Linked DNA regions of Mus musculus: region 2 is linked to region 1. A link is a contact called in ENCODE Hi-C or POLR2A ChIA-PET data. All regions are on one chromosome and are shown on one strand. Each heading gives the region's core, a stretch centred on a gene start or an enhancer-like site at or near the end of the contact. The rest is flanking DNA. Distances are from core to core; before and after follow the strand shown.

Evidence for each region. Hi-C counts contacts between places; a loop is a spot of excess contacts on that map. ChIA-PET counts read pairs that join two places held with the same protein, here RNA polymerase II (POLR2A).
Region 2: a map of heart shows a loop between it and region 1 (2.9-fold over the local background). The contact joins the enhancer-like site here to the promoter of Sdc3 in region 1. A Hi-C loop is called at or near these places in 9 of 37 maps with a recorded cell type or tissue (Patski, adrenal gland, gastrocnemius and 2 more). POLR2A ChIA-PET finds 5 or more read pairs at or near these places in 3 of 5 experiments (Patski and embryonic stem cell).

Annotation. Positions count from the first base shown.
Region 1 is chr4:130,790,853-130,795,340 of GRCm38, reverse strand. It overlaps Sdc3 (syndecan 3), which reads right to left and starts at 2,804. Exons shown (of 5, transcript NM_011520.3): 1 at 2,539-2,804. The coding sequence starts at 2,670.
Region 2 is chr4:130,837,833-130,842,807 of GRCm38, reverse strand. No RefSeq gene overlaps it. Among named protein-coding and RNA genes, the nearest start is that of Gm42316, 4.6 kb to the right of the region's middle. Within about 2 kb of position 1,632, at least 1 of the 3 ENCODE cell types and tissues checked has a DNase peak (open chromatin) inside an H3K27ac peak, as active enhancers do; it is heart, where a contact is called at or near this core.

The DNA of each region.
Region 1 (4,488 bases), core at 1,555-4,054:
AAACAGGACGCAGTGACTCGCGTCTGTAATCCTGGCACTTGGGCAGTAGGAGGGTAGGAGTTCAAGTTCATCCTTGTCTATGTAGCAAGTTCGTGGCTAGCCTGAGCTACATGAGACTCTGCCCCCACCTCCTCCACAAAGGAATCTACGTGCACCAAGTGCTATGGCTACACTTTCACTCTTTGCTCCGTCTTAGAGAGAGAGGAAGCCACGGCATGGGACAGTTAAGTCACTTCCACAAAGTCACACAGCCACAAATCAGTTGAATAACCACCCCTGACAGCAATACTGAGTGTCATCTATGGTCACTCCCAGATCTGGACCTTTAAAGGACATTCTCCAAAGGCTATACTTTCTAGTGTCCCCACATTCCATGTCACTCTGGGAGTCACCTAACCAGAAAAGCTGAGGTGGTCTGAGGACCTCAGAGCCCTAGACAGTCAGTCTCTCAGGACCAAAGCCTCGAATCTGTAGGTCAGAACACACCCCCAACTTGACAGCCACAGCCTGGATCAAACCAGCCTTCTCCTCCCTGGAGTTCCCTTCCCCTGATCCCGTGCTCTCCCAGACTAACAAGAAGACCCAGGGTCATCCTGTTTTTCCCCTGCTGAGCCAACCACTGTCAGTCCCTTGCTGTCACCAGAGACCATTCCTGGAACTACTACCTGGGCTTCTGATCTAGCCTCAGCCCTCACTGAGAAGCATCCTTTAACCCTTAGCTTTCCAGGCCAGGTAACAGTGCAGAGAGTCCTTCCTCTACAGTCCCAGCCCCTCCCTGGGAGGACAGCATGCTTGCAGAGAGAATACCTCTTGAGACCCATCCCTACCACAATCTCTCCCCTCGCTCAGCCAGGTCACCATCTGGGCATGCCACTCAGCATCAGTCTCAATCATGCCAGCTCCACTTTGCCCTCACACCTACCTGGTTGAAGCCCTACTATGTGCTGAGTCCTCAAAAATCTCCCTGAATCCTTTCACTACGGGTAGAATGTGTATTATTCCTTCCTAGGGACAGTAGCTCCAGTGAAGCCATTTGTCCTGAGCCCTTTGTACTCAACACCAAAATGCCTTCAAAGGTGCCTCTGTGTCCACTCTGCCTCCCCGGAGGGCACCCTTAGTCCGTCTTTGCAGAGAGGAAAGCTGGGACTCAGAGGAGTGGCCAGGCTGGCTCAAGACCTCACTGTGATTGGGTGGTGGTCTTCACTGGACTTTGAAACCAGATCTTTGATGTCAAGGGTAATTTTCTATAATGCTGCTGAAAAGCAGTTCCCACTGCCAGTGTGGGTAGTGCTGCCTTTTGCTCAGGAACCTCTCCCCTCACCCCATCAGGAAAAAAAGGAAAAAGAAGAAGAAGAAGAAGAAGAAGAAGAAGAAGAAGAAGAAGAAGAAGAAGAAGAAGAAGAAGAAGAAGAAGAAGAAGAAGAAGAAGAAGAAGAAGGAGAAGAAGAAGAAGAAGAAGAAGAAGAAGAAGAAGAAGAAGAAGAAGAAGAAGAAGAAGAAGAGAGAGAGAGAGAAGAAGAAGAAAAGAAAAGAAAAGAAAAGAAAAGAAAAGAAAAGAAAAAAAGGGCAAGGCATGAACCGACCACCAGGTACTATCTTGGGGTCCCCTCCCCAAAGCTAACAGTTGTCAGGGCAGCTCAGAGTCTTGCCTGCCTCCCTACAATCTGGCCACCTTGCTTAGGAGAGAAGGGGCGTGCCGGCCAGCCTGGGCTCTGGTGGTCATCTGAGTGGGTAGGGACAGCCATTGCTCCTGGAGTCAGCCACATGGGGGTAGGACCTAGAACTCCCCAGCTCACTCAGCCCACATTTAGACACCTGTCAACTCAGAACTCACTTGGGAGCTGGGTTCCTCAGAGCAGGGACCCGGCTCATCCACCTGCAGGACCGACCCTCTTCCTCCCGTTCTGCTAGTGAAACCAGAACCAAGTTCAATCCCTTAGCTACTTCGGTTTCTCAAAGGGACAGTCAGGGGTCACCTGGTACCCACCTCTGATGGCACACACACCCATGTCTTCTGGGGTGGGAGCTGAGCCAGGTCCACCATCGCTACACACCTGCACACACATACGTGTGCTTTCACACAGGTCCATGGGTCAAAGCACACACCCCCTCACCCACAGTCACACAGCCTTGGCCATGGTGGAACACAGCGTGCAGAATGGGTCACCCTAGTGTGGAGCGGGATGCGGATGCCATCCAGCCATATGGACAGAGCCTCTCCCGTGCCCACACCCACAGGTGCCCACGCACCCTTCTTAGAAGCAGACACACACACACAGGGTCACCCTCATTCACCCTCGCGGGTCACCTTCATCGACCCACCCCCTCCTCCTCCAATGCCCCCAAGGCCCTGCAGGCAGCTTGGGATGGAGTGGGGGTGGGGAGAAGGCGACCCCAGCGGATACCGGACGCACACGCTTCCCGGCGGGGAGGGGACCCCATGAGACCGGGACACACCCAGCGCGGCACGCGCGACGAGGGGACACGCAAAGACACGCGGGGTACACGCTGGGGACCCTCTTGGGGCCCATCACTCACCCCCGCGGCGCGGCCGGCCAGCAGCAGCAGCAGCAGCGGTGGCAGCAACAGCCCGCGGGCCCCGGGCGCATGGGTGGCGGTGTCCACGCGCTGCCCCTGTGCGGTCCCGCGGCGCGGCGGCCCGGGCTTCATGGCGGCCTTTGTTCGCGGCGCGGGCTGCGCGGGACCTGCGCTCGGCTCCTCGGCCGCCGGCTCCGCCTCGCTCGTTCGTTCGCTCGCTCGCGGCTCCGCGCCCACAGCGGCCGCGCCCGCAGGAAGCGTCGCCGCCGCCGCCGCCACCGCCGCCGCCCCCCGCGCAGGCGGGGCGAGCAGGAGGGCGGGGCCGCGGCGACACCGGCACGCGACACCGCCCCCGGCCTCAGTTTCCCCCCGCGCAGGGGGGGGGGGGCGAGGGGCGTTGACGTCTGCCCCCCTACTGTGGATCCGCGAAGCACGCCGTGTGCGAGCCGCGGGAGAACCTGCTCTTCCAGACAGCACCCCGGGTCTCTCTGCTCCCAGTAGGGTGGTGTCAGAGGACCCCGACTCGGGGTTCCCCCTGGTCCTCCTGAGCTTCTCCTTGGCCTGTTTGTCTGAGAGACACAGGCCCCTAGCCACCCTGAGTTCAGGAAGCAGGGGCTTGGGTCAGCTACAGGCACGCATGGCGAACACCAGCACGCGTCTGCTGCTCACACGCTGGTGAAGTCTCCAGTTTCCCATTCACAGGGGCTCAGTTGCACTAAGGGGTCTCCGGGGAGGCTGGTAAGGGTAGGCGTTGGTTAGTTGGCATGTGAGCTGAGCAGGACACCCTTTGATGTCCCTGCAATCGGCACTATCCATTTGATGGCCATGTGTCCTTGGAAAGAAACCCAGAGCATGAAGCTCCGCACCATATAAGGCAGAGTGTGAGATGGGTTCCCCAGAGGGAGTGAGAGGCTGGGGCATCACAGGTATGCAAGGCTTGCCTAGCTAACCTCGGTAGACATCCTGGGGGGGGGGGGGCGTCCACTCTGTGGCTTACAGATCGCTGAGAACGAGCCAAGCCTGAGTAGTAGCTGCCTGTAACCCCAGTACTCATGACTTAGGAGGCTGAGGCAGAGGGATCTCAAAGCCTGGGCTACATACTGAGTCTCTGTATTTTCAAATATAAGAGGGGAGGGAGAGCTGGTGAGAGATACAGCATACTACTTAAAGATGTAAGTGACTAGTTCCCGGTACCCACACCAGGCTAGACACAACGCCCTGTGACTCCAGCTTCAGAGGATCTAATACCTTTAGCCTCCAAGGACACCTGCATTAATGTGCAGAGGTGTGACACGCATGCCCGCGTGTGCACACATACACACGAATAATAAAAATAAATCCTTTAAAAATGATAAAAATAAATGTTGACACTTTTTTTTTAAGGAAGATGGACTTTCAGGCTGACCTTGAACTTGTGATGTAGCTGAGTATGACCTTGAACATCTATTCCTACTACCTCCATCACATCCAATTTGTGCTGTGCTAAGAACCGAACCCAGAGCTTTGTGCAGAAGGGCATGTGCTCCACCAACTGAGCTACATCCCCAGGCCCTCACAAAGAGTCTTTTAAATCAATCCCATTCGATGCGTTTTGGCATTTGAAGCTAAGATGCCTTGAAGAATACAACATGAAAAGATTGACCTGCCTAGGAATCAGGAACTGGCTTTATCACTAGCATAGCCAGGAGCTGAGGGACTCTAGCTTTGGGTTAAGCAAGTGCTTGGGTTCAAATCCTGGTTCTGACAACCATGGGCTCTGGTACTTGTTTGTACAACTTCACCTCTCTGAGCCTATTCCCCAATGTCTGATGGAAATGAAGACCATATGGGCTTCACTTATTCATTCAACAAACATATTGAATGCCTTGTGTGTACCAGGTCAGGGGACAGGCTGGGAAGCTTTTGTGAGCTCTTCCTTTTCGTGTACTGGGAGTTCAATCAATGTGGTTG
Region 2 (4,975 bases), core at 383-2,882, 49 kb before region 1:
ATCACACAGCAGCCAGGGCAAGGTCATATGTGCAATAGAATACGCTGCCCAGGATGCTTCTTCCCCAACTTGCAAGCAGGCACTGGGCTTTCCGTAGAGCATCTTGGGATTTCAGTGGAGCACCTTGGCTCTCCCTGGAGCACCTTGGGATTTCAGGGGAGCACCTTGGCTTTCCCTGGAGCACCTTGGGATTTCAGTAGAGCACCTTGGCTCTCCCTGGAGCATCTTGGGGTTTCTGTGGAGCACCTTGGCTTTCTGTGGAGCACCTTTGGCCTCAGCACTTGCCAGACAGACACTTGTCAGACAGCACTTGGGTCCTGTCTTCCTGTTGCTATCCCATGCCAGTACACAGTCAAGGACTCAGAACAGTGACAGGACCCTCACTCTGGGTACTCCATTGCTGTCCCATGGATCCATCTCCAGTTGCACCCAGGGCACACTCTGCCTACACTGGGGTCGGCTGCTGCTGGGTACCCTTTTCTGCTGGGGCTTTCCCCACAAACGTTCTCAGCTCACTCTGGTGATCTTGACTTTAGTTAGTCATCCTATATATCTCTGAGCCGCAGTACTGTCTGCTTTAAACGTCAGTTTTCCTCGTGGAGTGGTTCACAGCTCTCATCTTAGCACTTCGGGAAATGAGACAGGAGTATCTGGAGTTAAAAGGCCAGCCTGGGCTACATAGAAATGTCAGGGTCAGCCTGGGCTATGTGAGAGCCTGTCTTGGAAGAAGAAAAAAGAGGAAGGAAGGAAGGAAGGAAGGAAGGAAGGAAGGAAGGAAGGAAGGAAGGAAGGAGGAAGAGGAAGGGGAGGAGAAGGAAGCCACAGCAACAAAACCAAAACAAAACAAAAAAACAAAGAACAGGAGGGAAGAGGTATCCCCCAGGGCACTGAGGCACTTCATACCTCAGACACCCTCCACAGGCACCTTGATCTTCAGAGCCTCACTATCCCAGAATGGCTGCCAAGGTCTCAGCCTTTTGTCTGCATTGGAGCAGGAAGAGATGAACAAGCAAAGAGCTCAGACCCATGCCACATCTTCCCCAGAAGCCAGGCACAAGGAGGGTCTTGCCACTGCAAAGCAGCCTGGCTTGTGTGGCTAACATTGTGGAGGAGACTGGAAGGCAGCCAGCTGTCAGTCATGGGGGTGGGCGGGACTGGAGCAGTGCAAGCCATTCTGGGTGGCTGAGACATGGCCTGGGTCTGGCCTTAGGGTAGCTAGAGTATTGTGTGGGTGGAACCTGACAGTTGGAGGCCCTCAGGGGAGGGGGCTGGCCTGGAGGGGCTTACCATGAAGGAGGTGGCACACTGCCCTTCTGTGACATCGGTCCTGCTAAGCTCGAGAACTCCTAACTCCCAAGTGCTACCCACCGGCCCTGTGTGCTGTGTGTGCTGTTGTGGCCTGAAGCACGTGCCTTCCCCTCTCTGGGCCTCAGCAAACCATCCAATAGAATGAGGGGGGTGTCTGGGCAGTGCCTTGCCCCACCTCCCCAGCTCAGAGAATCATATTCAGAAGCTGGGCAGGGCTGTTGACAGTACAGAGAATTCCTTCCCCAGCTGGGAGGGAGACAGGAGAGGAAGGGGTCATCTGGCTTCCTGGAGTCAGGGCAGCGCCTGGGCAGAGTGGACTTCCTGTTTCCCGAGGGAATGAAAGGCTAGGGTGAAGTTGCTTGCCTCTCTCCCCTCCCCTTAGCCACGGTGAAATCTGTCCCCAGATCACCTCCCCTGCGTCACCCCGAAGCCTGTGTGGGTGAGAAAGTTGCAGAGACAAGGGTCCTTTGTCTCTGCAGTGCACCAAGATGTTCCCTCCCTACATCCTGGGCCCTGGGAGCCTATACCCATTCTTCAGATGGGGAAACTAAGGAAGTTTCTCAAGTTCCAAAGCCGGTGATGGTTGAGACTGAAACTTCAGGAAACCTTGTCCAGAGCTCTAGGTACCAAACGTATTCTGTCTTATGGTGTCATGGGGACACTGTCATGGGGACACTGTGGACCCTCAGGGTCTGGTGACCTCAGACATGAATGTTGCACTCCTTTCTCCTGCTTGTGTTCTGAGAAGCGTGTCATGGGGTCTCCTGCTGGCCCCATGTGTCTATCTCAAGTGTGCACTTTGGCAGTTGTCCTTGGGGACAGACAGACCATGGTGTGGAGCCTGGGTACAAATGACCACAAAACAAGGTGGCCAGTCCACCAGCCCCTGGCCAGGGGAATGAGCTTGGCTGCCAAACAGCCCCAGAGTCTGTCTGACTACAGTACCAGCTTGCTGTGTGTTTTGGGCTGAGGGTTTCGCCTCTCTGTGCTTCAGTTTCTTCATCTCTGGCATGTTTATGCATTTGCCCGGGACTGCTGGGGTCAGGACCACCAGCACGGAAACTTCGAACAACAGCATCTGTTCTCTCCTAGTCCTGGAGGCTGAGCCCAAAGGCCAAGGGCAGAGCAGGGCTGCATCCTCCTTGGGGTTCCCAGGGAGACTGAGACCCACGCATGACTCCCGGCTCTCACCAGCCTGTAGCAGCAAATTCTAACCGCTGCCTCTGCCATTCCCTGTGTGTCCAAATGTCCCCCTTAAAGAGCAGCAGGCACTGGACCTACCTACCAGAGCCTGCAATGACATCATCTAAACCAGATCCCACCAGCAGAAACTGTCTGGTAAGGAAAGACACATTCAGAGAGCAGAGGTCAGCACTTAGATTGCATTTGGAGGTGGGGGAACACAGCTAATCCACACCAGGGATCCCCAAGATGGCACTTCTGCATAGCTTTTGTAGGGACTTTATGGGACAGGCCCATCCCTGAGTTTGTGACATCAGAAGCCCCATGGGCCACTGTTGGCAGATCTGTCGTCCATCCCACAGTCCCTGTGAGTGGCTTCCTGACACTTGTGGGTCCTCATCCCCACCATGTAGACAAAGAGACCCCAGGGTGAGGGCTCACCAGCACACTCCACTCAAGGATGCCCCTGGCCAGGCTCAGGAGGGTCCCAGAGAGGACTGGAGCTGGGGAACTCAGAGGAATGAGGATCGGAGCCAAGTGACTGAGGCTAACCCCAAAAATCAGTCAGAAAGTGAGAGCCACCCCTAGGAGGTCCCCAACCTGTCACCTCAAAAGATTCTCTCTGTCCTCTTTCCCTGAGCTGCCCAACTCCAGCCCTCACTGAGGGAATGAAGTGAGGACTCAGAGCAGAAGCCCAGCGTCGAGGGGTACATGTGAGACCCAGCATTTGGGAAGTTGAGACCGGAGGATCACCCTGAATTTCAGGCCAGCCAGCCTGGTGAGTTCCAGGCCAACCAACAAGAATTTCAAAGCTAGCAGGTCAGAGCCCCCCCCCCCCCCCATCTCTCTTATTAAAACAAGGCAAAGCGCAGAACCCAGGCTGGTGCTGGAGAAGGGCTCCTCATCTTAAACAGCTGTCTGCGGCTCCCTTGCCCCCTCCCCATTGTTATACCAGCAACCCACTGTGGAGATGAAGAAACTGAGACTGGGACGACTAAGCATGGTGATGACTGTAGAGGACCTCCAGGGTTCTAGGCAGGAAGCCTGTGTCACTCAGCTGCCATTCCACCTGGACCAAACTGCCCTCCGGGACCCTCAGGTCCGTGTTTGCAAGTGGCATCAGTAGTAACTGCTCCACAAACCCAGTCCTCAGCAGTGTGCTGAACATCTCCCGTGTGCTCAGACCAGGACACCCAAGCCACCACGGACCTTTGGGATAGCACAGAAATAATGGACCCCTCCACTTCCTCCTTCCCCAGGGCTTGCACCTCAGCGCCTGTGAGCACTGTAAAAGAGGCAGCATTTGAGCCTCAGGAAGACTGACCCAAAAGCAGAGCACTGCCCCGCAGCCCCGTGACAGCTCCCTCCTCTCAGGGGCGTTAGCATCCACGTTTGCTTTCCAAAGCTGGAAGCTGAACCAGCTGCTTCCTGATGCCAGAGGCGTGGTCCCAGCCACAGGAATGGAGGTCACAGGCAGGCTCCCAGGCACGACTGGGCGCAGGAAAATGTCCCAGATGGAGAGGGGGAAACCCTGTAAAACTGCAGCCACGTTGCTTTCTAGGCTTCTGCGGCAGGCCTGTGGGTGCGGCCGTGTGTCTGTGTAACTTGGGGGTGGGTGCTGTCTGGAGTCTCTGAGTGTGCATATGTCTTTGAATATATATTTGTGGGTGTGTCTGTGTGAATGTGTCCATGAGTGTGCATCTGGCAGGACTGTGAGGCAGTGGAATGGCCAGTTCCAGCCAACCTGGGCTACACTGTGAGACGCTGCGCTGCCTCAGGAAACAAGAACACCACTGTCCTCTCCCCCACCTGGCCCTCCCATGTGCCTCCCTCTGAATTCTCCTGCCTTCTGCCACCCATCTGACATCCTGCATGGGTCCCCTCCACTGTCTACAGTTGTCAGCAATGTTTGTTTTCCACCTAGAAGCCCTGTCCTGGGTACCAGAAGACATGTTTCCTTCTCGGTGTGCCTTCCTCCCCCTTTATCCAAGTAACATGATCTCATGACCTGAGGCCATTAGGACACTCAGACCTGGCCATCAGGACATTCCCCTCTCCCAGTAGAGAGATCACCCTGGCCCACCTGATCCATAGACATTACCCAGGACTTGATACATTGTTTCTGAGAGGGGGGGGGAGGGAGGAGGAGGGTGTTCTGTGCTTGCCATCTGAAAGGAAGTGACGGCCCCCCATGGCCAAGTCTCCTGCCTGCTCTCTAGCACTGGAGGGGAAGTGACCCAATACAACGAGGCAGAGTGGAGAATGACAGTTGTCACCTCTGAGTCACACACACCAAAGCAGGTACCAGCCATCCCTCACAGGAGCACTGGGGTGCCTGTAACCAAAAGAGGCATCACGGCACAATTCCCTTGGCATTGCTCATCCCATCCGCCACCAAGGCCAGCTTCCCATCATCTCTCACTTCTCCCTAAATGCATTCTCATAAGGCCCTGCAGTCCTGGGCCGTGAGAACAGAGGAAGATTC